Regions from separate parts of the Homo sapiens genome. Here all the other regions are linked to region 1. Evidence: read pairs that join two places in POLR2A ChIA-PET (ENCODE). Cell type or tissue: OCI-LY7. All regions are shown on one strand. Links, peaks and the distances in the headings refer to the core of each region. The heading gives the core; the rest is flanking DNA. Region 1 overlaps SNX29 (sorting nexin 29). Region 2 has its middle 17 kb from the start of SNN. Region 3 overlaps SNX29 (sorting nexin 29). Region 4 has its middle 9.1 kb from the start of SNX29-AS3.

The links. Peaks named below come from ENCODE experiments on the same cell type or tissue, not always from the same donor. Only the 100,000 strongest peaks of a DNase experiment are listed, where the experiment ranks them.
Region 2: POLR2A ChIA-PET joins it to region 1 with 14 read pairs; 1 of 35 experiments calls an interaction of 5 or more read pairs at or near these places.
Region 3: POLR2A ChIA-PET joins it to region 1 with 7 read pairs; 3 of 35 experiments call an interaction of 5 or more read pairs at or near these places.
Region 4: POLR2A ChIA-PET joins it to region 1 with 10 read pairs; 1 of 35 experiments calls an interaction of 5 or more read pairs at or near these places.

Annotation. Positions count from the first base shown.
Region 1 is chr16:12,547,444-12,555,314 of GRCh38, reverse strand. All of the region lies in intron 20 of SNX29 (sorting nexin 29), which reads right to left. It overlaps SNX29-AS3 (SNX29 antisense RNA 3), which reads left to right. Exons shown (of 4, transcript XR_007064988.1): 4 at 849-7,871. Among named protein-coding and RNA genes, the nearest start is that of SNX29-AS3, 60 kb to the left of the region's middle. RefSeq lists enhancers at 6,240-6,379, 6,490-6,959, 7,616-7,685. In OCI-LY7, for the core only: a CTCF peak has its summit at 2,062; DNase peaks (open chromatin) are centred at 2,004 and 3,604; H3K4me3 peaks cover 1,249 bases; H3K27ac peaks cover 4,000 bases.
Region 2 is chr16:11,647,399-11,655,269 of GRCh38, reverse strand. No RefSeq gene overlaps it. Among named protein-coding and RNA genes, the nearest start is that of SNN, 17 kb to the left of the region's middle. In OCI-LY7, for the core only: a CTCF peak has its summit at 3,281; a DNase peak (open chromatin) is centred at 3,279; H3K27ac peaks cover 551 bases.
Region 3 is chr16:12,327,843-12,335,713 of GRCh38, reverse strand. The region is part of intron 15 of SNX29 (sorting nexin 29); the gene reads right to left. Among named protein-coding and RNA genes, the nearest start is that of SNX29-AS2, 41 kb to the left of the region's middle. RefSeq lists an enhancer at 2,967-3,467. In OCI-LY7, for the core only: no CTCF peak of the experiment used is centred there; DNase peaks (open chromatin) are centred at 4,033 and 5,503; H3K4me3 peaks cover 1,777 bases; H3K27ac peaks cover 3,642 bases.
Region 4 is chr16:12,616,271-12,624,141 of GRCh38, reverse strand. No RefSeq gene overlaps it. Among named protein-coding and RNA genes, the nearest start is that of SNX29-AS3, 9.1 kb to the right of the region's middle. In OCI-LY7, for the core only: CTCF peaks have their summits at 3,589 and 3,794; DNase peaks (open chromatin) are centred at 3,801 and 4,411.

The DNA of each region.
Region 1 (7,871 bases), core at 1,876-5,875:
TATGAGAGGGATTGACTGGACAGCACCCCTGCTCTCTGGGAGGTCATACCCTGGGTTTGAGCACCCTCATCTCTCACCTCCATTTCTCCCTGTACCCAGCAGCTGCCCATAGTCCAGTCTGCATGCCACACCTGAGTAACCCCACTGATGCCAGACCCTGTCACTCCTGGACCAAGTCTGAGAATAAGCCTTTTGATACTCTGAGATTGTCCCTGATTGGCCCTTTCACTTTTCCTCCACCTCCCCACAACTCCAACCAGCCTCTTGAGGCTGCTCGGTGGCACCAGGCAGGCACACTCCTGCCTGCCTCTGCAAGAAAGAAAGGTGCTCCGGCTGACTGACCCCCCTCACCACCTCCATTGTTTTCTCCAGAGGCCGTGCTTGCTGCCCTCCTCAGCCCCTCTCCCCTGCACTGCCTGTCCTGTATGGCATGCTGACATATCTTTGTCCTCTTTCCTGAGCACCCTGGCACCTACGGAAAGAATGGCACAGAGCAGGTGCTCAATACAAATTTCTAGAATAAACAATTGCATTCTATGGCGGGGGAGAGAGCACGTTCTAATACACTTAAGGAAAATGCAAACTGAAAGACTGAAAGACAGCTGTCACCAGGCATGGGCAGGGATGCTGAGAATTGGCATCCCTGTGGTTAGCAAATGCACAAACTGGTGAAACCTGGGGAAACTGAGGCAGGTATGTGTGAGTGAGCTCCTCTGGCTTGGGAGCTCCAAGTCTTGGTGTCAGCTTTAAGAAATTGTTGAACAAGTTCACAAAAACGTGGGCGAGAATGTTCAATGCAGCATCCTGCTGCGGAGGAAGCTTGGAAACCACTCCATGCCTATGTGCAGGACCCATGGACCTGGCATGGCAGGTGTGCGGAAACAGCAGGACACGCTGACATTACAGAAGACGATGCACACCCATGCACGGGGCACAGAAACACCTTCAAGACACAGGTAAGGGAAAAGCTACAGAACAAAAGACATCTGGTCCCATTTTAGTTAAAACTGAAACCTCATATGAAGCAAGCACCCATGTATACACAGATGCACCAAAAGGCAGAGACGATGCAGCCGAGGGAGATGTTCACGTTTTGCTCTATATATGCTCATCGTTCAAATGGTTTAAGCCAGAACTTATTCACACATTGCTCATTTACTTAAACACAGTAAAGAGCAAAGCATCCAGGCTGGGCATGGTGGCTTAGACCTGTAATCCCAAGTGCTTTTGGGAGGCCAAGGTGAGAGGATCATTTGAGGTCAGGATTTACAGACCAGCCTGGGCAACATGGTTAAAACGCTGTCTCTACTAAAAATACAAAAATTAGCCAAATGTGGTGGATGCCTGTAGTCCCAGCTACTTGGGTGGCTGAGGCAGGAGAATTGCTTGAACCCAGGAGGCGGAGATCATGCCACTGCACTCCAGCCTAGGCAAAAGAGTGAGACTCCATCTGAAATCCCAGCACTTTCGGTAGACCTAGGTGGGTGGATCACAAGGTCAGGAGTTCGAGACTAGCCTGACCAACATGGTGAAACCCTGTCTGTACTTAAGGAAAAAAACTAGGCTGGGGGTGGTGGCATGTGCATATAATCCCAGCTGCGTGGTAGGCTGAGGCAGAATTGTTTGAACCCAGGAGGCGGAGGTTGCAGTGAGCCAAGATCACGTCATTGCACTCCAGCCTGGGCAACAAGCACAAAATTCCATCTTGCAGGGGTGGGGGGTGGGGAACAAAGCATCCTCAGAGCCCACAGCTCCTGCTTAGCTCCCTGCAGTGCTCTGTGGGGTCCCTCCTCCAGCACTGTGATGGCAAGTGTGCACCTGCCCTGCCTGGTCTAAGCAGCTGGGGCTGGTCTGAGCTGGTCTACACCATGCTCAGCAGGTTGGAGTGTGTCAGACCTGGTTTTCAACCACCAGAACTACTTATATGTTCAACTTGAGAGCATGTCTGGCAAGCTCTGAGAAGACGAGCTGGTTTCTCTGCCTGCCTTGTTAGGGCGTTTCCCAGGGCCAGGTGCCCACTCATTTTCCTCTTACTCTGTGCCCCTAGGCGGCAGTGGTCTTGTACAATCTCTCTCTGTATTCTCAAGTCCCCATCTGCGAGCATGGCTACTGGAAATAACTGCAGCTGTATACTGACTTAAAGATCCAAAAATCCCAGGAAGGACCCCAGAGCTGTGAGCCAGAAGCCCAAGGCCCTCCCAGCCTGAAAGCCCCAGGCCAAGCCTGAACTATATGCAGGTGAGTGTTGCTTTGCAGTTACCATCTCCAATTAGTGTCCCCAGCCTCTTAAAGCTGATCTAATCCCACTCTCCTGATTTCAGCCCCTCAGACAGTGCCTGCTGCACTCAATACAATCCATGTTCCTGATGACGTGGCATATAAGGCCAGGAGCAATCAGCTCTGCTGCCCTTGCCTATCTCCTGCCTCCATGTCCATGTCTCCCCAGGCCCTGCCATCTGCCACACCCTCTCCTCTCTGGCAGGTCAGGTGTCACACTGTTGGCTGTTCTCTCCTCCAGGATGACTGAAAGCCCAGAGCTGAGATGAATTCATACCTTAAATCAGAAGTGATTTCACTGGAGATACCATGTCTCTTCTATCAGTCCCCCAATCTAAATCTTCCCCCGACCCTTGTAAACGCCCTGCATGGCCTGGGTCTCCCATTGCAATCCTTCCATTTGTTTGGTGTTTGGTTTTTGCTTTTTTAGTCATCCCCATGAGAATATAAACTCCATGAGGGCAGCAACTTGGCTGGCCTGTGTGCCAGTGCTGGGGACATCACTGAGAAATGAAGGCCCATTTGGCAGGCTATTTTTGAGCAAGATTCCTGAGGCCCAATCGTTGGGTGATGAGATGGACCCGAGGTATTTCACTCCAGCTCTCGAGCCAAAAGAACTGACCACGTCCTCACCACTGCTCTGCGCCAGGTACCATGCTTGCTGTCTTACACGTGTATTGGCTTATTAAACCCTCACAGAAGCCAGGAGAGGAGTTCCATTATCACCTCTTCTAGAAGAGGAAACTGAGGCACAGAAGTTAACTGGCCAGGGCTTACGAGCCCCTAGGAGGCAAAGCTGGGGCATGGTGCTGGATGTCTGACTCCACGGCCCTCCCCTGCCTTATCTGCCGTTGTTTCCCTTTCTGCAGGATTAGTAGATTAAGCTGTACTGGAATGTGGCCTCTCAGGCATTTCCGTATCAGCCATGGTTACACTCACTGAGGATAGCACAGTTGAGTGATTGAGACAGAGATTCAGTGCCCCAAAAATCCTTCCCATCTGAGCCTGGACTTGCCACGTTTTTTAGAGACAGGGACCAGCAGGAGCTACTTTGACATGGCACTGTGTTGGGCACAGCCTGGCTGGGGAATCTCACTGGATCCTCACAGTGGCTCTGTGTGGTAGGGTATAGAGATCCCTACCTTACAGATGAGCAGACAGGCTAGAAATATCACCTGCCTGCTCCTGTGTCCCCAGCAGCAGCTAAGTGACAAAACTGAGGCGGGGATACAGAAGTTTGATGCCCATGTGCTTCTGAAGCGGGCCCCTGGTATGTGTACAAGGCAGCCAGGAAGTATTTCTTGTCAGCTGTCCCCATTCACAAGTTGGCTCACCACCTGAAAGGAGGGTGGTACTTTTATCCTACTGCACAGGAACGGAAACCAAAGCTCAGAAAATACTTGCTGGGTTGATGCCTCAGACTCAGATCTAATTGTAACACCAGAATTTGTTCCAGCCTTTTGAAAGCAGGGCTTCTCAACTTTGCATGCACCTTAGAATTACCTGGGGAACTTTAAAAAGATCCTGATGCTGAGGCCCAAAGATTAATGTTGCATTAACCAGGCAGGGCCTGGCCTCTGTATTTTTAAAAGCATGCTGGGTGATCGAATGTGCAAGCTGTGGCTGAGACCCCAACTTGAAAGCAATCCTACTGTTGGGGAAGTTCTGCAAATGGAAAGACTAGCCCCCAAAAGAATGATTCCACATATCTCTGAGGTTACAAGTGGCTTTTTGGTGGGCTGACAAACTGGTTAAACATTTGACGGTGTCTGAACCTCCGGAGCAGTGATTTTTAGACTGTCCTCAGAAGATGGCAAATCTGAGTGCAGTGTGTTCCTAAAGGCTCTCTGTGGGGAAGTCTGCACGATGGTACTGAGGGTTTTCTGAGATTCTCCTGGCAGCTGTGGACCACTGTTCCATTATTTCACACCAGATTTCATCCAAGCAAAGAGAGGATCACATGGAGATGAAAACACCCCACTTCCTTCATCTGGATGACACCTTGTTTAGAAGCCCATCACTCGGCCAGAGAAGAAATATTTAGATTGAGAAACAGCTTTTTGTTGTGCCCTAAGCCCATTCTACCTTTATGATTCAACTAAAAATTTATTTCCACTTAAATAAAACCAGCAATTCTGAGCTTCCCCTCCCGTCACAGGTTTCCTCCCAGAAAGTCTATCATGAAAATACTGCTCAAAAATCATCTGTAAAAAGGTAAATTAACACATATTCTTGGCTCCCTCTTCCTTATCTCAGCTATTCAGCCTCTACACTTTTTCAACTATTTTATCACCTTTTTTAAATAGGCAACACAGGAGTGTAGAATAAGAGCATGAGGGGGGTGAATACATGAAAAAGTGAGTCTTCCCACCTTGGTCCTCCACTAAGTGACGGTTACTTTTTAATGTGTCTTTCTACAGGTATACATTACACATAGAAGCACGTATGTATGCACCGGTGGAAGTATATATCCTCATATTTGGTGTTTGGTTTTTTTTTTTTTTTTGTAGATTGAGACTGTGTCTCCCAGACTGGAATGTAATGACACAATGTCAGCTCACTCCAACCTCCACCTCCCGGGTTTAAGTGATTCTCCTGCCTCAGCCTCCCAAGTAGGTGGGAGTACAGGCGTGCACCACCATGCCTGGCTAATTTTTGGATTTTTAGTAGAGATGGGTTTTCCTCTTGTTGGCTAGGCTGGTCTCACACTCGACCTCAGGTGACCCAACCACCTTGGCCTCCCACAGTACTGGGATTACAGGTATAAGCCTCTGTGTCTGGCCCATATTTGCTATTTCTAAAATTAGAAAGGTATTGTGTGGTACTCTTCCATGCTTTATCCTCTTAGTAATAATGTCATGGAGATTTTTTCCATATCACTACATGCGGTATGGAAGGTATTCCCTTTACATGTGAGTGTACATCAGCCTCAGTATTCTAGCCCATAGGTTGGCAAACTTCCTATAAAGGGTGAGACTAAACATACTAGGCTCCAGGGAGGCATTCCATCTCAGTTACAACTCAACTTTGCCCTTATAATAAGAAGCTATACATGAAGTGTGAATGACTGGGCATGTTCCAATAAAACTTTACTTATAAAAAACAGGTGGAGGGTAAGATTTGGCCTGTGGGCCATCATTTTCTGATCTCTGTTCTAGTCTGAACCATCTTTGGCTGTTTCACCACAGTCATGCGGCCAAGGAGGCAAGGCCTGGCCACACAGGGCACAGAAGCCATGATGGGCCTTGTCTGCAAGTAGAAATCACCTGCTAATCACCAACAGGTCTCAAAGTAAATGCTGGAACACACTTTGTAGGGTGACTCTCCTGGCCCCAAGCAGCATCTGCGACATCAAGATGCCGGGCCTTGGGACTGCCTCAAGCTGGTTTCGGCAGCTATGCTCTTTACAGAGCGTGTGGAGGGCAAGGACTCTGGAGTAGAAAAAGGTGCAGGTCTTAGGGCTGGGGTCCCAGGGTGGAAGCCCACTCCATGCCTTACTGGCTATTTGAGATAGAGGATGAAAAATGGCATGAACATCTTTGTATGTGTGAGGATCTTCCTGTTGCCCACGCTGGAGTTCAATGGTGCAATCTTAGGTCACTGCAACCTCCACCTCCCAGGTTCAAGAGATTCTCCTGCCTCAGCCTTCTGAGTAGCTGGGACTACAGGTGCACACCACCACCCATGGCTAATTTTTGTATTTTTGGTAGACATGGGGTTTTGTCATATTGACCAGGCTGGTTTCCAACTTCTGACCCTGAGTGATCTACCACCTCAGCCTCCCAAAGTGCTGGGATTACAGGGATGAGCCACCATGGCTGGCAGACACAAGCATCGTGAGGGGTGCCTAGCCCCTGCAGACACTCCATGAACAGCAAATGTGATAACTGCTAAATCAAAACTACCCCAGAATTTTCCATCTGCTATGTCCCCAAGAAATGACACTGTAACAGGGAGCCGAACACTATGATGCCTGCCCAGCTGCAAGAGTGGACTCACCTAAGATACTCCACAAGCTTTTTATGCTGTTACAACGGACCCAAAGCACGGGAGAGCAGGGGCCTCACTTGTGCTGTTGCTTGAGAGTTCCCTAAATGCCAGGCCATAGCAGGTACTGAAGAATACCTACAGCCCGAGTGAGTGCTGCTATGTGTAGGGTTCAGGCCAAGGGCCCTGGCTGCAGAGCAGAGGAACTGAGAGCTAGACAGGGCTGGGCCTGCCATAGGAAAACAACAGCCCAGCTATGACCCAGCACTGTGGTGGCTGGGGGATGAGAGATGAGCTCAGCACAGAAAACACCTTGGAGCCCTGGATGTACCCCTCCTACACCAGTACAATGCCCTGCAGTGCTCTGGGCTTTAAACTTCACTTCTTGCTGAGTTGACACCAAATGAGGCCCCTGAAGAGCCTCTTCTGCTGTGGGGCTTGGACAGAGTACCCGGGCCTGGAGTGGGACTTACAGGGAAGCCAGCATCATAGAAAATCCCTAGAGGGAATTCCCAGAAGGCTGCACCCTCAAAGCATCTGGTCCAGACAAGACAACCCTGACTAGTCATCCTGAAAGCCCGGTGCTGTCCAAAAGACACAGATGCCATGGTACAGGGATGTGGCACAGTGGGGAGCCAGAGGTAGGTTACAAAGGAGACCTTAGAAGGTGTGGGACTCCCTTCCATGTGGGTGCAGAGTGCCCACTGTCATTCCCCATGGAGGCACCAAGCCAGGAGAGTAGGGCTCCAGGGACAGTAGCTTCCAGCCTTCCCAGTCAGGTCCACATCTGGTGAGCCAGAAGGAAGGAAATGTAACCTAACACTGTGGCAGGATCCAGCGTGGCCTTGTGGGAGGCGCTGTGGGATGAGCAAGAGAGCAAATGTGTGTGGCCAAGATGAAGAATGAACAGGGATAGAAAATTCCTACTTGTCCCAAGAAATAGACCTCAATGTCCCTTAGCAACATCTTTTTATGTCATGCCTGACCGTGTGTGTGCCAGGGGTGGTGCTTGCCTTACCAATATGAGCAGTGCAAAAGTCCAGGATGCCACGTTCACTCGAGACCCCTGTGCCATGCTGTCTCCCAAAAGACTGAGCACCTTGAGGGCAGACTGGGAATTGAGGTATCCCTGAACCCCTAAGAGCAGCTCCTATACAGCCCTAGAACTGCTGCTGAAGGAAGTGGCTCATTTTGCTAAACTCCAGTTTGGAATCTGGGGCTCAGTAAGGCTGTCCCTGCAGAGCATTCTTGAGCCCATTCTGTTCGGTAGCCAGGCAAGTGTGAGCAGCTGCAGCTTCACAGGAGGAGGCTTAGAGGGGCAGTGATGGGTGCCATGCTATGCAGATCCCAGACAGGAACGCGGGGGCCAGGTTTTATTACAGGAGATGGTGCTTGGGGTGGGAATCATATCTCCATCCCATGGGACAGCTTAGTGGTGCTGAGGCTGACTTCGTGGGGGTGTATTTAATCCTCGTGAGGGAGGGGGATGTTAACCACAGCTCAGGACTCTGTTCTTCCAGTTCCTCTTTCTCTCACACCCACATTGAAACCAGCAAGTTCTGGTAGTTCTACTTTGAGAATACCCCTTCCCAGGCTGCCTGAGGCAC
Region 2 (7,871 bases), core at 1,458-5,457, 900 kb after region 1:
CTCAGCTCACTGCAACCTCCGCCTCCCAGGCTCAAGCGATTCTCCTGCCTGAGCCTCCCGAGTAGCTGGTACTACAGGCATGCACCACCACGCCCAGCTAATTTTTGTATTTTAGGTAGAGATGGGGTTTCACCATTTTGGCCAGGAAGGTATTGATCTCTTGACCTCATGATCCACCTGCCTCGGCCTCCCAAAGTGCTGGGATTACAGGCATGAGCCACCGTGCCCAGTTTTTTTTTGCTTTTGTTTTTGTTTTTTTTTAAGACACAGTCTCACATTGTTGCCCAGACTGTAGTGCAGCGGTGAGCTCTCAGCTCGCTGAAACCTCCATTTCCTGGGTTCCAGAGATCCTCCCACTTCAGCCTCCTGCCTCCTGCGTAGCTGGGACTACAGGCGTGGCCGCTATGCCTGGCTATTTTTGTTATTATTAGTAGAGATGGGGTTTCACCATGTTGGCCAGGCTGGTCTCAAACTCCTGACTTCAACTGATCCACCCGACTTGGCCTCCAAAAGTGCTAGGATTACAGGCGTGAACCACAGCGCCCGGCCGACACCAGAGCCATTCTTGATTCCTCTCTTCTGCTGCCCTCTATTCCGGGGCTGTCAATGGCCTGCCAGTCACTCAATGGCCCTCGATGGGCCCCGCAGCAACTTTAACACTGGCCATGTAGGCTGTAATCATTTTTCCCTCCCTCAGGACAGAAAAGAAGGAAATTAAACTGTGGCAGGTTATCACTGATCTAGAGAAAGCCACACTGAGGTCTGTGGGCACCTTTCTCTAAAGACATACTTCACGTGGTTGCAGTAACTAAACGCTCCTGGAAGCCGGGCCAGCTGGCAGCTCACGGGTGCCTTAAAGAATATTATGGGAACTGCCTGTTGGTCCCACCCCAGGGGAGCAGTGGGCAGATGGTGCCCCCATGGCCCACACCTTTGGCCATAAGAGAAATCATAAGAAGGCTGAGGGGGCTGGGTGCAGTGGCTCACCCCTGTAATCCCAGCCCTTTGGGAGGCTAAGGCAGGGGGATCTCTTGAGGTCAGGAGTTTGGGACCAGCCTGGGCAATATAACCAGACCCTGTCTCTGCCAAAAAAATAATAAGAAAATTATCCAGCCATGGTGGTACCTTTAGTCCCAGCTCTTGGAGAGGCTGAGACTGGAGGATTGCTTTAGCCTAAGAGGTTGAGGCAAAAAAGAGAGAGAAAGAGAGGTCAGAATTACCACCCACCTACCCACATTGAAGCCGTATCCTACTTTGGGGTAATATTCTAAAATTGCAGTAATGGGCCAGGCACGGTGGCTCATGCCTATAATCCTAGCACTCTGGGAGGCCAAGGTGGGAGGACTGCTTGAGCTCAGGAGTTTGAGACCAGCCTGAGCAACACAGTGAGACTTTGTCTCTACAAAAAATACAAAAAACAAAACAAAACAAAAAACCCACAAAAATTAGCCAGGTGTGGTGGCATATGCCTGTAGTCCCAGCTATTTGGGAGGCTGAGGCCAGAGGCTCACTTGAGCCCAGGAGATCGAGGCTGCAGTGAGCTATCATCATGCCGCTGCACTCCAGCCTGGGTGACAGAGGGAAACCTTGTCTCAAAAATAAAATAAAATCGCAGTGATGGATACACAAGTCCGCAGATACACTAAAAACCACTGCTGTGTACGGTTTACATGGGTGAATTCTATGTGAATTATAACTAAATAAATCTGTTAAAAATAAGCAAACCCCCCAGGTTCCCTGTATCTTCCCCCAGGGAGGGAGTCTGAATCTGTTCAGATAAACACAAAGTTTAAAAAAAAAATCATAAAAACACCCTAATATTTCCTAACAGCAAGAATCGGAACTAACATTTATTTAGTGCTTTTGACATGCTGGGCCCTGTTCTATGTTTCAAGTCCTGTAACTCTCACCACAACCCTGTCAGGCAGAGATTGTTATTCCTCCATTTAACAGGTGGGGAAACTGAGGCACACAGTGGGAACGTGAGTTGCCAAAGGTCACACTACACACTGCAGAGTTTGAACCAGGCAGGTTGGCTCTAAAACCTTCACTCCTGGCTGGGCGTGGTGGCTCACGCCTGTAACCCAGCACTTTGGGAGGCTGAGGCAGGCAGATCACCTGAGGTCAGGAGTTCCAGACCAGCCTGGCCAACATGGTGAAACCCTGTCTCTACTAAAAATACAAAAATTAGCTGGGCGTGGTGGCGGGCACCTGTAATCCTGGCTACTTGGGAGGATGAGGCAAGAGGATCACTTGAATGCAGGAAGTGAAGGTTGCAGTGAGCCAAGATCACATACTGCTGCACTCCAGCCTGGGTGACAGAGCGAGACTTTGCCTCAAAATAAAAAACCAAAAAACATAATCAACAAGTGATACCACCCTGGGGTGGACCACCACCATATTCTCACACCTGTGAGCTGCTGGCTGGCCCAGTTTCCAGACATATTCTATTTACTGTGATCATGGGAAGTGTATCTTATTTTATTTTTCTTTCTTTTCTTTTAGTGACAGAGTCTTACTCTGTTGCCCAGGCTGGAGTGCAGTGGTGAGATCACAGCTCACTGCAGCCTCGAACTCCTGGGCTCAAGTGATCCTCCTGCCTCAGCCTCCCCAGTAGATGGGACGACAGGTGTACACTGCCACACCCGGTTTGAGAGCGATCTTTTCTTTTTGTTAATTTTTTTTTTAATTTTTATTTTTTGTAGAGACAGGGTCTCACTAAGTTGCCCAGGCTGTTCTTGAACTCCTGGCCTCAAGAGATCCTCCTGCCTCAGCCTCCCAAAGGGCTGGGATTACAGGCATGAACCTCTGTGATGAAGTATATGTGATCCTCCCGCATTGGCCTCCCACAGTGCTGGGATTACAGGCATGAGCCACTGAGCCGGGCCTGAAGCGTGTCTTTTTTTTTTTTTTTTTTTTTTTGAGATGGAGTCTTGCTCTGTCACCCAGGCTGGAGTGCAGTGGCGCGATCTCGGCTCACTGCAACCCCTGCCTCCCGGGTTCAAGTAATTCTCTGCCTCAGCCTCCCGAATAGCTGGGATTACAGGTGCCCATCACCTCGCCTGGCTAATTTTTTCTATTTTTAGTAGAGATGGGGTTTCACCATCTTGGCCAGGCTGATCTTGAACTCCTGAACTCGTGATCCACCCTCCTCGGCCTCCCAAAGTGCTGGGAATACAGGTGTGAGCCAACGCGCCCGGCCGAAGTGTGTCTTTTGAGAAATGTGTAACCTTCTCTGGACAACCTTTTTTCAGCTGTACCTCACCCACTTCCTCATCTGCCCCCTGCTGAATCATTCTATTTCAGGTCTCCGGCATTGTATCATTTGATATGATTCATTAATATCGTCTAAAAATGCCATATCTCCTCCATTGTTTCCTAAATATATTTTTATGGTTCATTGGGTCAAGTCAAGAGACAAAGTCCAAATGTCACATTTGGTTGCTACATCTCTTAGAGCCCCTTTGGTCTATAACGGTTCTCTCCTTTGTATTTCCTGGCCCGTTAATTGTTAGAGAAAGTGCAGAATCGTCACTCATAATCACTAATTTGCTGCCCCTGACATGGCCTCCAGCAGAAAGGCCTCCAGCCTGGGCCTTCTGGTGAGCCTGAGGATCCCACGTTATTGGGTAATTATCTTGAAAGAAACAAAATTAGGCCTGGGTAGAGAAGGGAGTCACACCGTTGTTGGTGGCAGCTAAATATACTCATTTGTCCATTTTGTCACAAGCCCTGTCAATTCCACTTTCAAAGTGTATCTGGCATCTGTCTGCATCTCTCTTGCAGGAAGCAGATTCGGGGAGGCGAGGGAGGAGGCAGGAAGACCAGGGAGGAGGCTCCTACAGTGTGGGCAAGAGCTGATGATGGCCTGAGCTGGGGCTGGGGCTTTGGGGAGGAAGGAATGGGGACAGGTTCCAGGAATCTTCTGGAGGTAGAATTGTCAGGTGCTTTGAGAGCTGGGTCCTTTCTCGCTGGGAGAAGCAGCCTTCTTACCCCTAGTTCATCGGCTCAGATGCCTCCTCCCAGCTCCCAGCTGTAGCTGTGGGGATGACACAAACACAAAATGAGGGCGACTCACTTCTCAGCAAGGGCCACCAGCACCCCATGCTCACCCTCCTGGGAAGCATGAGCCAACAAGAGGGAGGCAATGGGGAGCCACAAGGGCGCAGTACCAGAAGCAGCCGCTTCGCAGGTGCATGAACTCGGCAGTTGGATACCGTTCTGAGCCTCAGTTTCCCCACCTGGGAAGTGGGAATGCTCGTTCCCACCTGGCTGAGCATTTTCAAGAATTAAATGGCGATCCCTATTATTAAGGGGTGGCCTTGACGAAGAGAGCCTAGGTGGCCCCAGGCAGGTCAGGAGGAGGTGAGATGTGGCTGGCAGAGAGCCTGGGTGTCATGAAAGCTTGATCAGCAACTAACCCAGATACGGGGCCGAGGCCAGGCACAGTGGCTCAGGCCTGTAATCTCAGCACTTTGGGAGACCGAGGTGGGTGGATCACCTGAGGTCAGGAGTTCCAGACCAGCCTGGCCAGCATGGTGAAACCCAGTCTATACTAAAAATACAAAACCTAGCCAGGCATGGTGGCGGGTGCCTGTAATCCCAACTACTTGGGAGGCTGAGGCAGGAGAATCCTTTGAACCCGGTGGAGGTTGCAGTGAGCTGAGATCGCGCCACTGCCTTCCAGCCTGGGTGACAGAGCAAGATTCCGTCTCAGAAAAAAAAAAAAAAGATATGGGGCCAAGCACATCCCAGCTGGCCTCTGATCCCACTGGTGTCAGCCTCTGAAAGCCCTGATTATAGGCACTGTGTACTAACAAGGCGGTAAGATTGGTGGTGTGTGTGTGTGTGTGTGTGTGTGTGTGTGTGTGTGTGTGCGCGCGCGCGCGCGCTGTCCATGGTTCTGAACCACACCCCTTTATCCCCACCATTCCCGAGTTTCTGTCAAGCCTCTGGACCTTTCCTTTCCTTTCCTTTCTTTTCTTTTTCTTTTTCTTTTCTTCTTCTTTTTTTTTTTTTTTTTTGGAGATAAGAGTCTCGCTCTGTTGCCCAAGCTGGAGTAAAGTGGGGCCATCTTGGCTCACTAAAGCCTCCGTTTCCCAGGTTCAAGCGATTCTAGTACCTCAGCCTCTCGAGTTGCTAGGACTACAAGCATGCACCACCACACACCACACCTGGCTAATTTTTGTATTTTTAGTAGAGATGGGGTTTTGCCATGTTGCCCAGGCTAGTCTTGAACTCCTGAGCTCATGCAATCCGCCCAACTCAGCCTCCCAAAGTGCCGGCATTACAGGCATGAGCCCCCGTGCCCGGCTTATTTTCCTTTTCTTTTAAATTTTTATTTGTAAATTTCTTTTTGAGACAGGGTCTTATTCTGTTGCCCAGGCTAGAGTGCAGTAGTGAGATCACAGGTCACTGCAGCCTCAGCTTCGTAGGCTCAAGCAATCCTCCCCGCATCAGCCTCCCAAATAGCTGGGACTACAGGTGTGCACCACTACACCTGGCTAAGTTAATTTTTTTTTTTCATGGAGACAGGATCTTGCTATGTTGCTCAGGCTGGTTACAAGCTCCTGTCCTCAAGTAATCCTCCCACCTCGGCCTCCCAAAGCACTAGGATGGCCGGCATGAGCTACGACAGTTGGCCTCCTTTGTTTTCCTATTCTACTTTTATGTGAAATCACCTACGTTAGTGAAGAGGAAGCTCAGAAGATGGTTAAGGCCTTGGACTCTAGGGTCAGACTTCCCGAATGCAAATATTGGCTGAGCCACCCACCAGCTTCATGATCCTGGGCAATTTTCTTAGTAATCTCCCTGTGACTCAGTTTCCTCATGTATAAAAGAAGCATAATCACGTGCCCTCCTAATAGGCATGTTATGAGGATTAAATGAGGTTAAGCATAATATTCCTAGGGGTGAGTTAATACTTGTAAAGGGCCGGGTGTGATGACTCATGCCTGTAATCCCAGGACTTTGGGAGGCTGAGGTGGATGGATCACTTGAGGCCAGGAGTTCAAGACCAGCCCGTGCAACATGGTGAAACCCTATCTCTACTAAAAGTACAAAAATTAGCTGGGTGTGGTGGCTCACCTGTAATCCCAGCTACTCAGAGGTTGAGGTAGGAGAATTACTTGAACCTGGGGGGCAGAGGTTGCAGTGAGCCGAGATCATGCCACTGCACTCCAGCCTAGGAAACAGAGTGAGACTCCGTCTCAAACAAACAAACAATCAAAAAACTTGTAAAGCACTCAGAATCATAGTCAGTACAGGAACGTCTTTGCATGATGTCCTTCACCTTCGAAGGGACCTCAATAGTCTCTGAGAGTTTCTTTGTTTTATTTTATTTTTTCTTTTCTTTTTCTTTTTTTTTTTTGAGGCTGAGTCTCGTTCGGTTGCCCAGGCTGGAGTGCAGTGGCATGATCTTGGCTCACTGCAACCTCCGCCTCCCGGTTTCAAGTGATTGTCCTGCCTCAGCCTCCTGAGAACTGGGATTACAGGTATGCACCACCATGCCCAGCTAATTTTGGTATTTTCAGTAGAGACGGGGTTTCACCATGTTGGTCAGGCTGGTCTTGAACTCCTGACCTTGTGATTTGCCTGCCTCGGCCTCCAAAGTGCTGGGATTACAGGTGTGAGCAACTGCACCCGGCCTTTTTTTTTTCTTTTTTTTTTTTTTTTTTTTTTTTTATGACAGAGTCTTGCTCTGTCTCCCAGGCTGGAGTGCAGTGGTGTGATTTCAGCTCACTGCAACCTCTGCCTCCCAGGTTCAAGCGATTCTCTTGTCTCAGCCTCCCGAGTAGCTGGGACTACAGGTGCACCACCACACTCAGCTAATTTTTGTATTTTTTAGTAGAGATGAGTTTTCACCAAATTGGCAAGGCTGGTCTCAGACTCCTAACCTCAGGTGATCCGCCTACCTCGGCCTCCCAGAGTGCTGGGATTACAGGTGTGAGCCACCAGGCCCGGCATATATCTCCTTTTTTCTAACATAGAAAATCTGGGTTTCTAACAACATTAACACAATTTCTTCCTTCCTTCCTTCCTTCCTTCCTTCATTCCTTCATTCCTGTCTTTCTTTCTCTCTTTTTGAGTCAAGGTCTGGTTGTATCACCCATGCTGGAGTGCAGTGGCATAATCTTGGCTCACTGCAACCTCTACCTCCTGGGCTCAAGCCATCCTTCCACCTCAGCCTCCTAAGTAGCTGGGACTACAGGCATGCACCACCAAGCCTGGCTAGTTTTTGTATTTTTTAATAGAGACAAGGTTTCGCCAGTTTGAGGAGGTCTCAAACTCGTGAGCTCAAACGATACACCCGCCTTGGCCTCCCAAAGTTCTGAGATTACAGGTGTGAGCCCCCGTGCTCGGCCAATTTCTTATTTTCTTTATCCTATATTACAAAGATAATCATTTCTTTTTAAAAATTTACAAAGAAAAGAGGTTTAAAAGTTCAAGATTGGGACCAGGCGTGGTGGCTCATGCCTGTAATCCTAGCACTCTGGGATGCCGAGGCAGGCGGATCTTTTGAGGTCAGGAGTTCGAAACCAGCCTGGCCAACATGGTGAAACCCCATCTCTACTAAAAATACAAAAAATTAGCTGAGTGTGGAGGCAGGCGCCTGTAATCCTAGCTACCTGGGAGGCTGAGGCAGGAGAATTGCTTGAACCCAGGAGGCAGAAGTTGCAGTGAGCCAAGATGGTGCCATCGCACTCCAGCCTGGGTGACAAAGCAAGACTCCATCTCGAAAAAAGAAAAAAAAAATAGTTGAAGATTGGGCAGCTGGATTTGGTGAGGGCCTTGGGCCGTGTCCACTCATGGTGGATAGCAAAGAGGGAGCAGGCATGTGCAGAGATCATGTGGTGAGAGAGGAAGCAAGA
Region 3 (7,871 bases), core at 1,752-5,751, 220 kb after region 1:
TCTCATCATGACCACCAGCTTCCCCCAAACCCCCAACGCTGACACGGTCTCACTCCGTCACCCCGTCTGGAGTGCAGCAGCACCATCGTAGCTCACTGCAGCCTCAAATGCCTAGGCTCAAGAGATCCTCCCACCTCAGCCTCCTGAGTAGCTGGGAATACAGGCACATGCAACCATGCCCAGCTAATTTTTTTAATGTTTTGTAGAGATGGGGTGGGAGGGGTCCTCCCTATGTTGCCCAGGCTGGTCTTGAACTCTTGACCTGAAGAGATCCTTCCATCTTGGCCTCTCAAAGTGCTGGGATTACAGGTGTGAGCCACTGCACCTGGCCTTATAGTCACCACTAAACATCACTGATTTGAGCTTTTTTTGCTTGATGAAATGAATTCTTATACTCCCAGCAGCAAGAGTTTCACTTCAAGTAAAATTAAAGAATCTTTTCCAAGTCTGGATGACTCCTCCCCCTACCTCCCTGCTGTCCTGGAGTTCAAGGCCCTCAAAGATCTATAACTCAGACATTTAAGACAATAGCGAGATGATGATCCACCTTCCTGGAGATTGCAGCCCCTCTGTCCTGGGACACCACTCTGGGAAGTGCTGCTAAGTGTCCTGCTCCCCTGCTGCAGATGATGTCATTTCCCACAGGAACGGTAGTGAAGCGACAGTCAACCTCCCCTCACATGCATCTTGGCAGGGTTTGTTTTCTGACGCATATTCGCTGACGGAATGCTCAGTCGATGACAGGCCCAAAGGTTTGTGTATGACATCAAATTTGAAAGACTGTTGCTTTTTAAAAAAAAAAAAAAAAAAAAGGCTCTGGGGCTGATAACTTAAAGCAAAAGGGGCTGACACAAATGCCTATAGGGACCAGGCAGGTAAAATAATTGAGAGAAGCAGGCTAGGTGGGGATGGGGTGACATGGTGAGGACTGCCCTCTTGAAAACAGGGCCACCACTACTGAGCCCCAAGTGAACACACCCACCTATGTGGGAGCTTTCCATTTTCTCAAGGGAAATTGGAAATAGTGAGCTTTATGGGAAATGGCCCGAATGTTCAGCATTGTCAATAAATTCAATCCTAAAAACCGAATTAGCCAAATCAAACAGATCTATGGGCTATATGCAGCCCAGGATGCCAGATTCTTATCTTTGATTTAAAGGGGTCCCATAATGTTTGCGGGGAAGGATACTTTGTCATCAGAATAGCATCCCTGTGTCCCTGTTTTATGCATCAAGATTAAGTGAAATCATTCATGCAAAGTGGTTTGCACGGTGCCGAACACAAAAGAACATTCGAATGCACCCGGGGATGATTTTTTTCCCCAAGGTGGGACTCACCTACACAGGAAGACAGAGCTTCACAAAAGCGAAGCCCCAGACCTCAAAGTCTCTCATGTTTCTCTACCAAAGGACCCACCAACAAACAGTTGCTGTGAAAGTTGCCCCAAGCTAAGCGAGTTCCTTGGCGGTGTGCTTTGTTTCAAAACATGCCATCCCAAAGATCTCCAGACTGCTTAGGTTTTTAAACCAACATTTGTCATTTTGCTGCACTTGTCTTTACTCAAAACCTCAAAGACCTAAAGTGGATGGCTTCAGAGGTGACAGTGTCTTTGAAGTGTTTCCCTACGTCTAGCTGAAAGGGATGAGCCATGTTTTCGCTTCCCTACAAGGCCGTCTAAAAATTAAACATCCCAGATATTTAACAAACACACCCATCAGCCACAGGGGAAGACAAGGAACATCCCCATGAGGTTACATTCATTTCAGTGAGATGGCAAAGATAAATGCAGGGCACGGAAACGCGGGATGCATCTGCCTGGCAGCCACACCTGTCATTCTCCATTCGGGTCTCTGAGAATAACTGGAATGGACCTGGCTAAACATGGCCTTTTCTACCTCAGCCATCCTACAGGGTAGGACCCTCCTTCCTGCCCAGTCCCCAGGACATAGGCTCTGTGAGAGATACAGATAATGGCTGAAGTAATAAGACCTTCTCACCTGCTTGGGAAGAAATTCTTATCAGGAGCCATGAAAAGATTAGAGAGTCCGGACTGGGAGCCCTGGGGAAGAGGAAATCACACCCTCTTCATCACAGCTACAAGCCCAACACCTAGACAGCACCAGGCCCATCACAGGTGCTTGATAAATGTTGTTGAATGAACAAAGGTACACTGAATTCAGCACACCCATACTGATCATTGATCAGATGTAATTGATCAAATTACTTAATCTCTGAGCTTCAGCTTTCTTCTCTCTCAAACAGGGAAAACTCTACCAACATCCTAAGAGTTGTAAAAATTAACTGATTGCGGCCAGGTGCGGTGGCTCACGTCTGTAATCCCAACACTTTGGGAGGCCGAGGCAGGCAGATCACGAGGTCAGGAGTTCAAGACGAGCCTGACCAATATGGTGAAATCCCATCTCTACTAAAATACACAAAAATTAGCCGGGCATGGTGGCACGCACCTGTAGTCCCAGTTACTTGGGAGGCTGAGGCAGGACAATCACTTGAACTTGGTAGGCGGAAGTTGCAGTGAGCCAAGATCGCACCACTGCACTCCAGCCTGGACAACAGAACAAGACTCTGCCTCAAAAAAAAAAAAAAAAATTAACTGATTGCCTGCAAAACATTTGTGAATGAACAAATGCACACTGCTAAATATCCAGGATGCTAAATACTCCATTCCCTTCATTCTTTCCTCCCTTCTTCCATTTCCTCCCCTCTGAAATACTGCCTGCGGAGCGTCTGTACATGCACACTAACCGCACGAGCAGGGGTGGCCATGAGGGTCTCAAAGCGGGCCCAGGAGAGAAGTGAGCTTGGAGGTGAGGCTTGAAGGACGAGGGCACATGGAGTGACGAAGCAGGCGGGCAACAGCAGCCAAGACGAAATGAAAGAGGAGCAGACAGGACCGTGAGGACTGACGAGGAGACCAGAGGCCAGAAGAACCAAGGGCAGGAATGGGGAAGTGCTAGAGATCAGGCTGGGAGGATAAGAGAAAGACAGAGGTGCCCAACCCTGGTGGCGGCCAGGGGCTGGGATGCAGGTGGACCTGGAAGGTGGGCCTAAGGACGGGGTTCTTGAGCGTCAAAAGCACCTGCCCATGGACCTCGGGGGAGCTCACAACCACTCCACCATGCAGCACTGGGTCTTCCTCAAGCTTTGTGATCATGGCCTTCAATATGACGAGGACGGGGGAGGATAGAGTCATCACTTTAACAGGCAAAAGGCGCACAAAGAGAGTAACACATTTTTAAAACGCCACCAATAACACAGCTTTAACAAGCCTTTCCTAACAGGCACGACTAGCAAATGAGCAACCCAGCTAGATGCCAAAGTTAATTTGCTCAGAAACTATGGAAAATGACGGAGCTTCATGCAGGGGAAAGCCAGATGCAACCATTTGGCAACGAGCTGAAGACACGCACTTGTGCATGCATATGCCCGTGCACACACACACAAACACACACAAGGACGCAAGTGCACACACCGCACGCACACCTGGCTCTGAGTCAGGTGAAAGTTCATTTTCCCTGACCATCAATTTTCTTCTAGGATGAGGATAATAGTAATAATGTTAATAACAGCATCAGTAACAGCAAAAGTAAGTAATGCTCACATTGTAAATTATTTCTTTATTATTATTATTTTTTTGAGATGGAGTTTCGCTCTGTCACCCAGGCTCCAGTGCAGTGGCATGATCTTGGCTCACTGCAGGCTCCACCTACTAGGTTCAAGCGATCCTCCTGTGTCAGCCTCCCAAGTAGCTGGGACTACAGGCGTGCGCCACCACTTGCCTGCTAAGGTTCCTGGGGCATTCACTGTGCTTGGCCAAATTGTTTAATTCTTAAAACAATATTCTGGCCAGGCATGGTGGCTCACACTTGTAATCCCAGCACATTGGGAGGCTGAGGCAGGCAGATCACCTGAGGTCAGGAGTTCAAGACCAGCCTGGCCAACATGGTGAAACGACATCTCTACTAAAAATACAAAAGTTAGCCAGGTGTGGAGGCGGGCGCCTGTAGTCCCAGCTACTTCAGAGACTGAGGCAGGAGATTTGCATGAACCCAGGAGGCAGAGGCTGCAGTGAGCCAAGATCGCTGCCACTGCACTCCAGCCTGGGCAACAGAGTGAGACTTCATCTCAAAAACAAAAAAATTCTGGAACAGGTCTTCTGTGTTCTCATTTCACAGGTGGGGAAACTGAGGCTCAGAGACATTAAGGAACATGCCCACAATGACACAGTGTGTCAGATACAACACCTCATGCTCTCAGCACCTATACGTACGCTATGCTGCTTCAAATGCTTTTTGGAATAAGACCAGGTAAAAATGAATAAAAATTAAATCAAAGTTTAGACAGCTTCTGTGTCTTTTTCTGGTACCAAGCTAGGCCCAAGAAATGCATGACCAAGGGACCCACTTGGAGCACGTAGAGAAGGCTCTGTCCTGTAAATCTCATGATCTCTGTGTAGGAGTTTCTAGGAGTGAAACCGGGCAGCCAAGCCCAGCAGCCTGGAAAGTTGGGCTCAGCAGCTGAGGCCAAAGCTCTCTCTGGAGAAGGGCCAGTCAGGCCTGCCAAGCTCATACCAGCAGAGGATTCAAGGTAGGAGCCCATGGGGTGCAATCCACAGCCCCCTTCCAAACACAGACACAGGCTCTGAAGCAAGGAACTGTAGTTGGCTACAGAGGCCCAAAGAAGATGAGAAACTGAATTGCTCCCAGTGTGTGGACAACAGTCAAGGAAGCCTTCTGCAGCCTATAAGCCAGGGGGCTAGCATGCCTGGAGTGGCCAACCACATTCTGTGTCAGGGCTCTGCCCCAGGAGCCTTTGCAGGCAAGTGCAGGGAAGACCAGCTTTTCCATCTGAACGTGAAGCTGCACCCAAACTCCTCCATCCGCCAGACCTACACTGGGCTGCTGAGTGACCAAATAGAATCCAGGCCTAAAAATATCTGAAGTGATTTTCTGGGAGCAAGGATGCCACCCTCAGCCCTGAAACCTGCCACAAGCGCCGCCAGGACTCGCGTGCTGGTTAAGAACCAGGGCTCTGGGGTCCAGCCGCCTGGCTCCGCTGCCTGCAAAGATGTCACCTCAGGCTACTATTTCAACCCACTGGGACTCAGTTTCCATATTCTGTAAAAAGGTGACAATGGTGACCACCTGTCGTCCAGAGCTGTCGGGAGGATTAAACAGTTCGCAGTGAAAGCGTGGCTCACAGATGCATTGCGTGAGTGTTAACTATCATTACTTATGACCGTCAAGCCCATTTCAGGCTGGAGTGCCGTGGTGTGATCTCAGCTCACTGCAACCTCTGCCTCCTGGGTTCATGCGATTCTCCTGCCTCAGCCTCCCGAGTAGCTGGGATTAGAGGCGTCCGCCACCATGCTTGGCTAATTTCTCTATTTTTACTGGAAATGGGGTTTCGCCATGTTGGTCAGGCTGGTCGCCAGGTGAGGAAACAGGCACAGAGAGGTTAAGTCGTTTACTCAAGGCCACAAGGGGACCACCATTTCCTGAGCACATCTCTGTCCCAGGCACCAGGCCAACTGTTTCACATCACTGATCCTGAGCCTCCCGCAACAACAACAAAAGTGACTAATACTTAAGCTGTAAATTATTTAATTCTCAAAACAACATTCTGCAATGGGTCTTCATTATCCCCATTTCACAGACAGGGAAAATGAGGTTCAGAGATGTTGAGGAGTGTGCCCATCAGGATAGTGTCTCAGACGCAACAGCCCAAGCTCCTGCACCTATCTGTAAGATATGCCACTCAAATGCCTTTTGGAACAAGACAGGGTATAAATAACTGTTAACGCGTCTTAGTCCCTTCAGAAAAAAACAGCTCTTGTCAAAGAGGAACAGTGATCTTTGTGCTATTCAAAGAACAGGTCTGAAAAATACAAGTCAAGTCATTCAACAGAAGCTGAAAAGAGAAGGGCCACTTGGCATGTGTGCCAACACCTCAATCCCACCTGAGTGATCTGAAGCAGAGGACTCGTTGCCAGTGAACTGTGAGCCAACGCATAGCAGAAAAACATGCTTAGCAGCTGGCATGGATAGACACGAAGGTAATACACACTCCTGTTTATTGCATAGGGCTGTGTGGGGTACAAATCACTCTCCAATCATTTATGCCACTGAAAAATACAATCATAAAAACCATTAAGAGGAGGGCTAGTTCCCAGCTAGGAACCAAATTATCTTTACCAGACAACACTGGTCAGTCCTGCGGTTTATGTGCCAGGCACCATGCAAGTGGCTGGGATGACAAAACCCAGTAAGCCAGCACCTGCCTGTGGAGAGTTCAACTGGACACAGCTGCTAGTAGCAACCCAGTATCCATCCCAGGTCTTTGCCTACAGTTGCTAAGCTGCTGAGATGGACGCCTAGAGCTACTGGGGGTATTTTTTCACTTTTTTTTTTTTTTTTTTTGAGACAAGGTCTCACCATGTTGCTCAGGCTGGAGTGCAGTGGCATAATCATAGCTCACTGCAGCCTTGAACTCCTGGGCTCAAGAGATCCTCCTGCCTCAGCCTCCTGAGTAGCTGGGACCACAGGTACGCACCACCATGCCCAGCTCAATTTTGTTTTCTATTTTTTGTAGAGACTGGGTCTCCTGATGTTGCCTAAGCTGGTCTTGAACTCCTGACCTCAAGCCATCCTCCTGCCTCAGCCTCCCAAAGTGTTGGGATTACAGGTGTGAGCCATCATGCCTGGCCAGGGGGTTATTTTGTCACTGTAGATGAAAAGCCCACCAAGGATGAAGCCAAGATAGGAAACTGAGCCCAGGGAACCAGGGAGACAGTGTCCCGACATCACATCGCTTCAGCTCCCACATCCAGCCATACCTTCAGCCAGCATTCTCAGAATTGTCTGTTACATGAGCCAATCAACTCCATCTTTGCCTAAATCATTTAAAGAAGCATTTGTGGCAATAATGAAAAAAAAGTCTGAGTAAAACAGGGAGAGATACACAGATGAAAATAAGACTTAGCAGACTGTGATAGAAATGTGTTCAAATTTAGAGGGCATCCAAGTGAAAGGATGAACGATTCTTTTCCAAGAAAGGTTTGAATGTGGTAAGACAGTGGAGCTGACCGAGAAGTCAGAGAACCAAGGCCTCTGGGGACAGAGAACGAGGAATCTGGGCACACAGGTATCACTCATGTTCCAGAAGTCCTCCTGCCCACAGCCTCACCCTGGCTGAGAGTCAAGTGCTTTGGGGCAGAGGTCATAGCCTGTGCTTCTAAGAGTTGTTAACACTGTGAAAAATATTGTCACTGGGGATGTGAGGCAGCCAAGGGCTTTCTGTTTGGCTTGTAGAAGAATTTTCTTTACTTCTAAGATACATGAAACCACAAATGCATCACTTTTCAAGTTAGTTGCTACAATAAATAATCTATAGCTGAAAGGCCAAGAGATATCAACAAGCTAGAAACATCGCTGGCTGAGGGTAATACAAACAGTAGTAGTAAAATAATAAAAGCAACAGCTAGGATAAAAGAACAACTAGAGTTTATTGAGGTCTACTCTGCGGGAGGCACTGTGCCAAACGTGCCATATGCAGATTCTCAATCTTCCCACGACTACAAGGGAGAGGTATGTGCAGCTCCATTTTACCAATGGGCAACCCGAGGCTCTGGAAAGTGGTGTCCTGCCTAAGCTGGCTTTAGAAACCCACAACAGTCTGACTTTGTGACACTGCTCATGCCACCAGCTGACAGTGTCTGAATATGGTCTCCGGGTGGGGTTCAACTCCACACGGAGATTATGCGGAAATCCACAGGACGGTGCCATGAGCAGGATGGTGGCAGGAAGGGCCCTGTCCACCTGGCCCTCAGTAGAATGATGCTCAGACCTAATCCC
Region 4 (7,871 bases), core at 2,503-6,502, 68 kb before region 1:
TCCAGCTGTCGCCAGCTAGGGATTTACTTCCTGGGAGTCAGAACCTTCAAACCAAGAGGTTAACATAACAGGCAATATATAGATAAAAACGAAAGTTAACTATCCTGAGGCAAGTTTGAGGACGATAGGCCAGGAACACAGACTTAGTGGAAACCGAGAAACCTGCACTGGGCAATGAAGTGAAGGTGATTTTCTTAAAACTGAATGGAAAGGTGGGCCAACTCAAAGAAGGGAGGGGGCTTCCAGGTCCTAGATAAGACACAGTTGCGTTCTCTTGTGTGTGTGTGTTGTGTGTGTGTGGTTTTTTTTTTTGACACGGAGTCTCACTTGTTCAGGCTCGAGTACAGTGGTATAATCTAAGCTCACTGCAACCTCTGCCTCCAAGTTCAAGCAATTTTTCCTGCCTCAGCCTCCCAAGTAGCTGGGGTTACAGGTGCCTGCCACCACACCTGGCTAATTTCCGTATTTTTAGTAGAGACGGGGTTTCATCATGTTGGCCAGTCTGGTCTCAAACTCCTGAGCTTAGGTGATCCTCCCACTTTGGCCTCCCAAAGTGCTGGGATTACAGGTGTGAGCCACTGTACTGCCTGCTTGGCTGCATTTTGAGTTTCTGATTAATCTTTCCAAAGTAGGCAATCAGATACACGTTTATCTTGGTGAGCAGAGGTGTGACTTTACATAGAGAGGGAGGCAGGTTGGCCCTAAGCAGCTTGCAGGTTGACTTTTCTCTCCAGTGATTTGGGGGCCCCGAGATTTATTTTCCTTTCACAGTATATATGATAAAAAGTACGAAGGCCTCTTAGGGTCTGCAGAGGGAGGACTGAGTCTCCTGCTTTTGCCCTTCATCTGATAGGCACCCGTTGCACAGCAGTGAAGTAGCTGAGGAACTCCAGCCTCGGTGGCCAGCGTTCAGATTTCGTTCATAGGCTTAGTTTCTATTATCTGTATGTCCAACCTACAGCCATCTTGGGCTGCTTTTTAAGCTTTCAGGTTTTTTTCTGACAAGTTCGTGTCTGATTCATTTCTGTGTCCCAGTTGCCTCAGTACCCAGGAGGTGTCCGATAATGGTGTTCACCTGTAAGAATGAAGGAATAGGCCGGGCACAGTGGCTCATGCCTGTAATCCCAGCACTTTGGGAGGCCCAGGTGGGAGGATCACAAGGTCAGAAATTTGAGACCAGTCTGGCCAATATGGTGAAACCTTGTGTCTAGTAAAACTACAAAAATTTGCTTGGCGTAGTGGCAGGCACTTGTAGTCCCAGCTACTCAGGCTGAGGCAGGGGAATTGTTTGAACCCAGGAGGTAGAGGTTGCAGTGAGCCGAGATTGCAGCCAGTACACTCCAGCCTCCTGACAGAACGAGACTCCATGTCCTTCCCCCCTCCCCCTAAAAAGTGTTCAGAGTAAACCCCAGCTTCAGGGTGTGGTTTAGTGCCCCAACTCTGCGGGTGACTTGCTTGGTGGTTTTAGACATGCGATGGTAACCTTGGTTATTGTTTTAATCTGTGAAATGGAAATGATAACACCTTGGCCATAGGCTTGTAAGAGATTTGCGTGTGGAAATAGAGATGGTCTTCCTGCACTGCTAGAGCAAGGTGGGGGCCGAATGATCCCAACACAGTGGCTTCCAGAATGGCTCATCATGGGTCAAGTGCATGATAATGAAAGGGCTCTTGGCCGGGCACGGTAGCTCACACCTGTAATTCCAGCGCTTTGGGAGGCTGAGGTGGGTGGATCTGCTGAGGTCAGGAGTTGGAGACCAGCCTGGCCAACATGGTGAAACCCCATCTCTACCAAAAACACAAAAAAGCCAGGCGTGGTGGTGGGTGCCTGTAATCCTAGCTACTCAGGAGGCTGAGGTAGAATTGCTTGAATCCAGGAGGTGCAGTTTGCAGTGAGCTAAGATCGTACCACTGCACTCCAGCCTGGGCCACAGAATGAGACTCCTTCTCCAAAAAAAAAAAAAAAACTTGCTTTACATACTGTGGATTAGACTCTGGTAGGACCACAGACCCTGGAGACAAGTACTGTGATCATCTCGGGAAGAGGGGCATGGGGTGAACCCTGCCTCGTGGGACTCACCCCTGCATCCCCAGTTTTCTGCTGGGGTAGCAGTCCACCAAATCCTAGCCCCACAGCTTCCCAGATGTTTGCCTTTGACTCACTTGTTTTCTGTAAAATGGTGATGACAGTTCTGACTTGAGAAATAGCTGTGATAATTAAATGAGCATCTATTTAAGGCATCGCGCACAATAGCTCTTTACCTAGAGAAGGGTAGGTTCCCATGTGGGGGTTTCCTTTTTCTTGGTGCTATCTTGGCCTAATGTCTGAGAAGCAGTGTCCTAGGCGGTGTCCCGCTGACCCAAATCCCCAAGGAGTGCTGGGAGCCACTGTGGGTGACTGGGGGAGGGAGATTGCACACCCAATTAGGCCAGAACTGTGAGGAAGGGGGGAGAGCATGGGGTTTGGGGCCAGTTCGCTCCAGTTCCAAGGACAAGTGGTTCTTTGCTTACTAATGAGGCCCTAAGATGTCCTTTTCTAAGCTTGTTTCCTGCATATAAGTAGAAAGGGGTACAAATGACAAAGGATGCAAAGCATTTAGCATGCAGTCTACTTGGTAAAAGGAGCCTGTTGCTTTAAGTATCATTCTTATTCCCATAGTTTACAATTTACAGCGTGAGAACTGAAGAGGGTAGCAATTGACTAAACTGCTCTATGTGCCTCATGGCAAAAGTCACAGCAAGAACAGGGCAGCCTGGAAGGCACCTGTGGATGAGGCCAGGACGGTTGAGTCTGGAAATCGCAGGGAATGTTGATCAGACAGCACGGTGATATCAGGGTTTGGGAAACTCTGGAAAGAGCTGCCTCCACTTGTAGCCGGGACCTGGGTTGGGCGGGTGCACTTATTCTAGAACTGTAGCCTTCAGTATGGCAGCCACCAGCCACAGGTGGCTTTCATACACTTGAAGAGTTGTCAAGGCTAGGTGTGGTGGCTCAAGCCTGTAATCCGAGCACTTTGGGAGGCTGAGATTGGATATTCACTTGAGCTCAGGAGTTTGAGATCAGTCTGGGCAACATGGCGAAACCCCATCTCTACCAAAAATTAAAAAATTAGCCAAGCATGGTGGCACATGCATATGGTCTTAGCTACTCCAAGAGGCTGAGGTGGGAGAACCATTTGAGCCTAGGAGGCGGAGGTTGCAGTGAGCTGTGATCCTGCCACTACAGCGTGCGTGACAGTGAGACCCTGTCTTCACAACCACCACCACCTCCCAAAAAAGGTTGGTGTGACCGAGGTAACTGGATTGAATTGTATTTCAACCACTCTGGAATAAATTGTAAGACCTGTTACTCATTCTGTTACTGGGAAGCTTAAATATGTTGGAAACAACTTAAGTATATGAATGTCCTTCTCAATGGAAAATTTTATGAAACTTAAATTTGTAGTAAAATTTTGCATCTGGATTGAGATATAGTAGGAGCCTAAGACACATGGCAAATTTGAAAGAATTAGTACCCCTCCAAAAGTGAATAGCTCGTAAATGTTTATAGTGACTCGAAATACTTCTGATATAGTGTTTAAATATAGTACTAAAATTGCACCTTTTTCTTTCTGCAATGGGTTCTGGTAGTGTTAGAAGATACACATATGGTTTGTATCTATTTTCTTTGGACAGTACTGCTGGGAATGGTTCATCCTACTTTGTCAACATTATTTTTTCATTTGGACCATTTTGGTAGCCAAAAAAATGTTCTACCATTTGTTTTAATTTCTCTCCCTGCCACGTGAGGTCAGACATGTTCTTGGGTCTATTGGTTTAATTCTGGAAATTGTGTGCCTATTTTATTACAGTATTCTTGGTCTTTTCTACCTTGGTTTGTAGAACTTTCTATATTACATATGTACTTAATGCTCTTCTAGATTTCTCTGCCTTTGGGTTTTTGGCTTCTGTTATTTGATACAAAGAAGTTAAGGTTTTTATTAAAGATAAACTATTTTCTCTATGTTCAGGAACCCTTTTTGATGCTTTCATTTTTACTGCTTGGGTGATGATCTCATCTGGGCTTTTAGAATGCAGTGTAAAGTAAGTATCCAACTAATGGGAAAGCTGGGGGACAAAACAGATTTCTATTTTAAATGGGTTTTTACTCAGTTGGTTCATCCTTTGTCTTGATTTTTAAGATTGTTGGTGTGACTAAAGTCTTTTAATAGCAGCAAATGTAAACACCTGCAGAAGGTGTTTGGTTTTTTTTTTTGTTTTGGGTGGGGGGAGGTGGTAGGAGTCAAAAAAAAAAAAAAAAAAAAAAAAAGTCCAGCCTGTTGCCCAGGCTGGAGTGCAGTGGCGTGATCTTAGCTCACTGTAACCTCTGCCTCCCCGGTTCAAGCGATTCTTTTGCCTCAGCCGCCTCAGCAGCTGGGACTACAGGTGCATGCCACTGTGCCTGGCTAATTTTTTGTATTTTTAGTAGAGACGGTTTCATCAGGTTGGCCAGGCTGGTCTCAAACTCCTCGCCTCAAGTGATCCACCCGCCTCTCAAAGTGCTGGGATTACAGGCATGAGACAGCACCTAGCCAGAAGAATTTGACCCAGGGGGCATATGGTGGAAGGAAAGCCCAAGGCAAGTTTTAGAGCAGGAATGAAAGGAAGGTAAAGTATACTTGGAAGGAGGCCAAGTGGGTGACTTGAGAGATGATGGGCACTGGCTGATCTTTGACATGGGTTTGTATGTTGGCATGCTTCTGGGGTCTTGGGTCCCTTTCCTGATTTTTTTTTTCCCTTGGGGTGGGCTGTCCACATGTGCAGGGCCTGTCAGCACTTAGGAGTGGAGCATGCCCAGTGTGCTTACTGAAGCTGTGCACAAGCCCACTTGAGGTGTTCTTCTCTTACCAGTCGAGTGTTTAAAACTCTGCTATTTTGCCTCTCTGCATGTTTGAGCCCACTTGCCCAGCTCCTGAGATCTTACTGGTAAGCTGTTGATGACCAGTTTAGGGTGTCTTTTTTTTTTTTTTTTTTTTTTTTTTTTTTTTTTTCTTGAGACGAATTCTTGCTCTGTTTCCCAGGCTGGAGTGCAGTGGCACAATCTCAGCTCACCTCAACCTCTGCCTCCTGGGTTCAAGCGAGTCTCCTGCCTCAGCTTCCCGAGTAGTTGGGACTACAGGAGTTCATCACCATGCCTGGCTAATTTTTGTATTTATAGCAGAGACGGGGTTTCACTATGTTGGCCAAGCTGGTCTCAAACCCTTGATCTCATGATCCACCCACCTCGGCCTCCCAAACTGGGATTACAGGCATGAGCAACTGTGCTCGCCCTCAGGTGTGTCTATCTGTTGTAAGCCTGCCTTTCCCTGGCACTGGCTGAGACCAATTATTTCAGACCATTAACAACTGCCAGAACATGACCTGGTAGTGCCCTGGCATTCCTGGTGGTGGTGGGGGGATGGGGGCTGCTGCTTCCCTGCTCATGTCTGACTAGCTACCCACTGTACCATGACCACCTACCATGATTCTAGGACTCAGTCTCCTTCCCCCTTCCCTGGGGCAGATCTTGTTCAGTTTCATGTGCACTTTCCCAGGCCTTTCCTATGCGTTAACATCTATGCTTTCAGCAACTGTTAGGTATAAACTGTATCATGTACATATCATTCAGCAACTTGGTTTTTTCGCTGCTTGCAGCTCAGCTGTATCAGTATACTCGGAGAAATTTTCTAACTGCTTGGTTTATTATGGTCCAAATATATAAAAGTTTACACAACCATCCTATCAATTGGACGCGATCTGGGTGGTTTCCTGTTGTTTTTCTTTACTACACACAGCTCAGGCCCCTGGCCAGGCCATCTTGATGTTTGGGTAAATGCTTTTCAAGCGGAGATACTGATGGTGGCTCCATCTTGGGGCATGCACATATTTCTTTGTCAAAATTTTCTCCAAAACGGTTATAGGAATTGGACCACAAGTGAGGTGTGAGAACACCTGATCATATTTAAGCTTTTGGTGATTTAATAGCTAGAAATACTTCATTAACCTATAGCCCCCTGATTGCTGATGAGGTGAACATCTTTTCATATGGTCAGTGAGTGCATTTTCTGTGAATTGCTTATTTATATCCACTTTTTGATTAGTATCTCATTTTCTTGGGAAATGGGGAGGCCTTGGGGAGAGAAGCCTATTTTCTTGACCAGTTTCAGCCAATGTAAAAAACAAAAGGGGTGTTCTCTAAAGCACATACATTGTAGATTGGCAGTCAGCAAACTCTGGCAACAGGAAACCGGTTGTGTGGAGGACAGTTTTTCCACAGATGGGGTTGGTGGGAGGGGAGGACAGTTTGGGAGATGGTTCAGGCACCTTACATTTCTCGTGTACTTTAAAATTATGACATAATAATGAAACTACACAACTCACCATAATGTAGAATCAGTGGGAGCCCTGACCTTGTTTTCCTGAAACTAGACGGCCCCATCTGGAGGTGGGAGGTGGGAGACAGTGACAGATCATTTGGCATTAGTTACCTTGTCAGAAGGAGCACGCAATCTAGATCCCTCACACGCGCAGTTCACAATAGGGGTTCATTCTCCTGTGAGAATCTAATGCTGCCACTGATGGACAGGCAGAGCTCAGGTGGTGATGTGACCAATGGGAAGAAGCTGTAAATACAGACGCTTTGTTCGCCAGCTGCTTACCTTCTGCTGTGTCACCTGCTCCTAATGGGCCACGAACGTTTCTTGGTCTGTGGCCTGGGGTTTGGGGACCCTTGTCATTAACAATTTGCTGTAAGTTACAAATACCTTCTGGAATGTTGGTGTTACTTTGTTCATATTTTTGTCATGCAGAACCTCAACACTTCACTGTGGTCATCAGTCATTTCTTCTATAGTTTTTGAAAAACTTATTTGTAAGTCTAATAGTGCAAGGTCTATAAATTGTATTTCATTATTCAAATAGTTCGAGGATTTGCTAAAGTTCACTTTTGTGTGTGACAAGTGTTCCAATGTACTGTTTTTCTGGATGCACAGGCAGTTGTTTTAAGACTGAGTCTTGCTCTGCTCATGTGAAAATACCCGCTTTAACCTCTGTCAAACCTTTGTCTCTACTTGGGTGTTGATTCTTTGGTTTATGTATTCCTGCCCTGGTTTCATAGAGCTTTGTAATATGATTCTTGTTTGTAGTGGTCAAAGTTTCCCTTTATTTTTCCCTTCCCAAAACTGCCCTAGCTCTTCTGCGTTTCAGAATAAGTTGGTCAAATTCTACAAAGAATTGACATACGGAACAAGGGTTGTGATGCATTACGTTCATAAAATTTGGGAAGAATTGACTGACAGTCTTTGAGGGTGATACAAGTCTGTCATTTAGTGAAAATTTAGTTTTATATAGATCGTTTAAAATAAGATTTAGCTTTGCGGCTATTGTTTCTAAAAAGCTTTGTGTTGTATATTTGACTTGTTCGTTTTTACGTTGATACAGTATGGGACTACCCTGCTCAAAGTAAATGTCAGTTTCCTGACCATTTTCTAGCTTGGAGAATAATGTGTAAACAACTGCAATTTTGTATCGCCCTGCTACTTAAAATTCTTATTACATAAGCTACAACCTCAAGTGCAATTTTGAAAAGTAGCAATGGGAGGGGTGCAGGGGCTCAGACCTGTAATCCTAGCACTTTGGGAGAGAAGATGGCTTGAGCCCAGGAGTTCAAGACCAGCCTTGTAGTCCCAGCTACTCAGGACGCTGAGGTGTAGAGGAGGATCTTTCAAGCCTGGGGAGGTCAACGTAGGAGGATCCCTTGAGTTGAGGGAGGTTGAGGGTGCAGTGAGCCATGATCGTGCCACTGTACTCCAGCCTGGCTAACAGAGGAGACCCTGTCTTTCCCCTATCCCCACC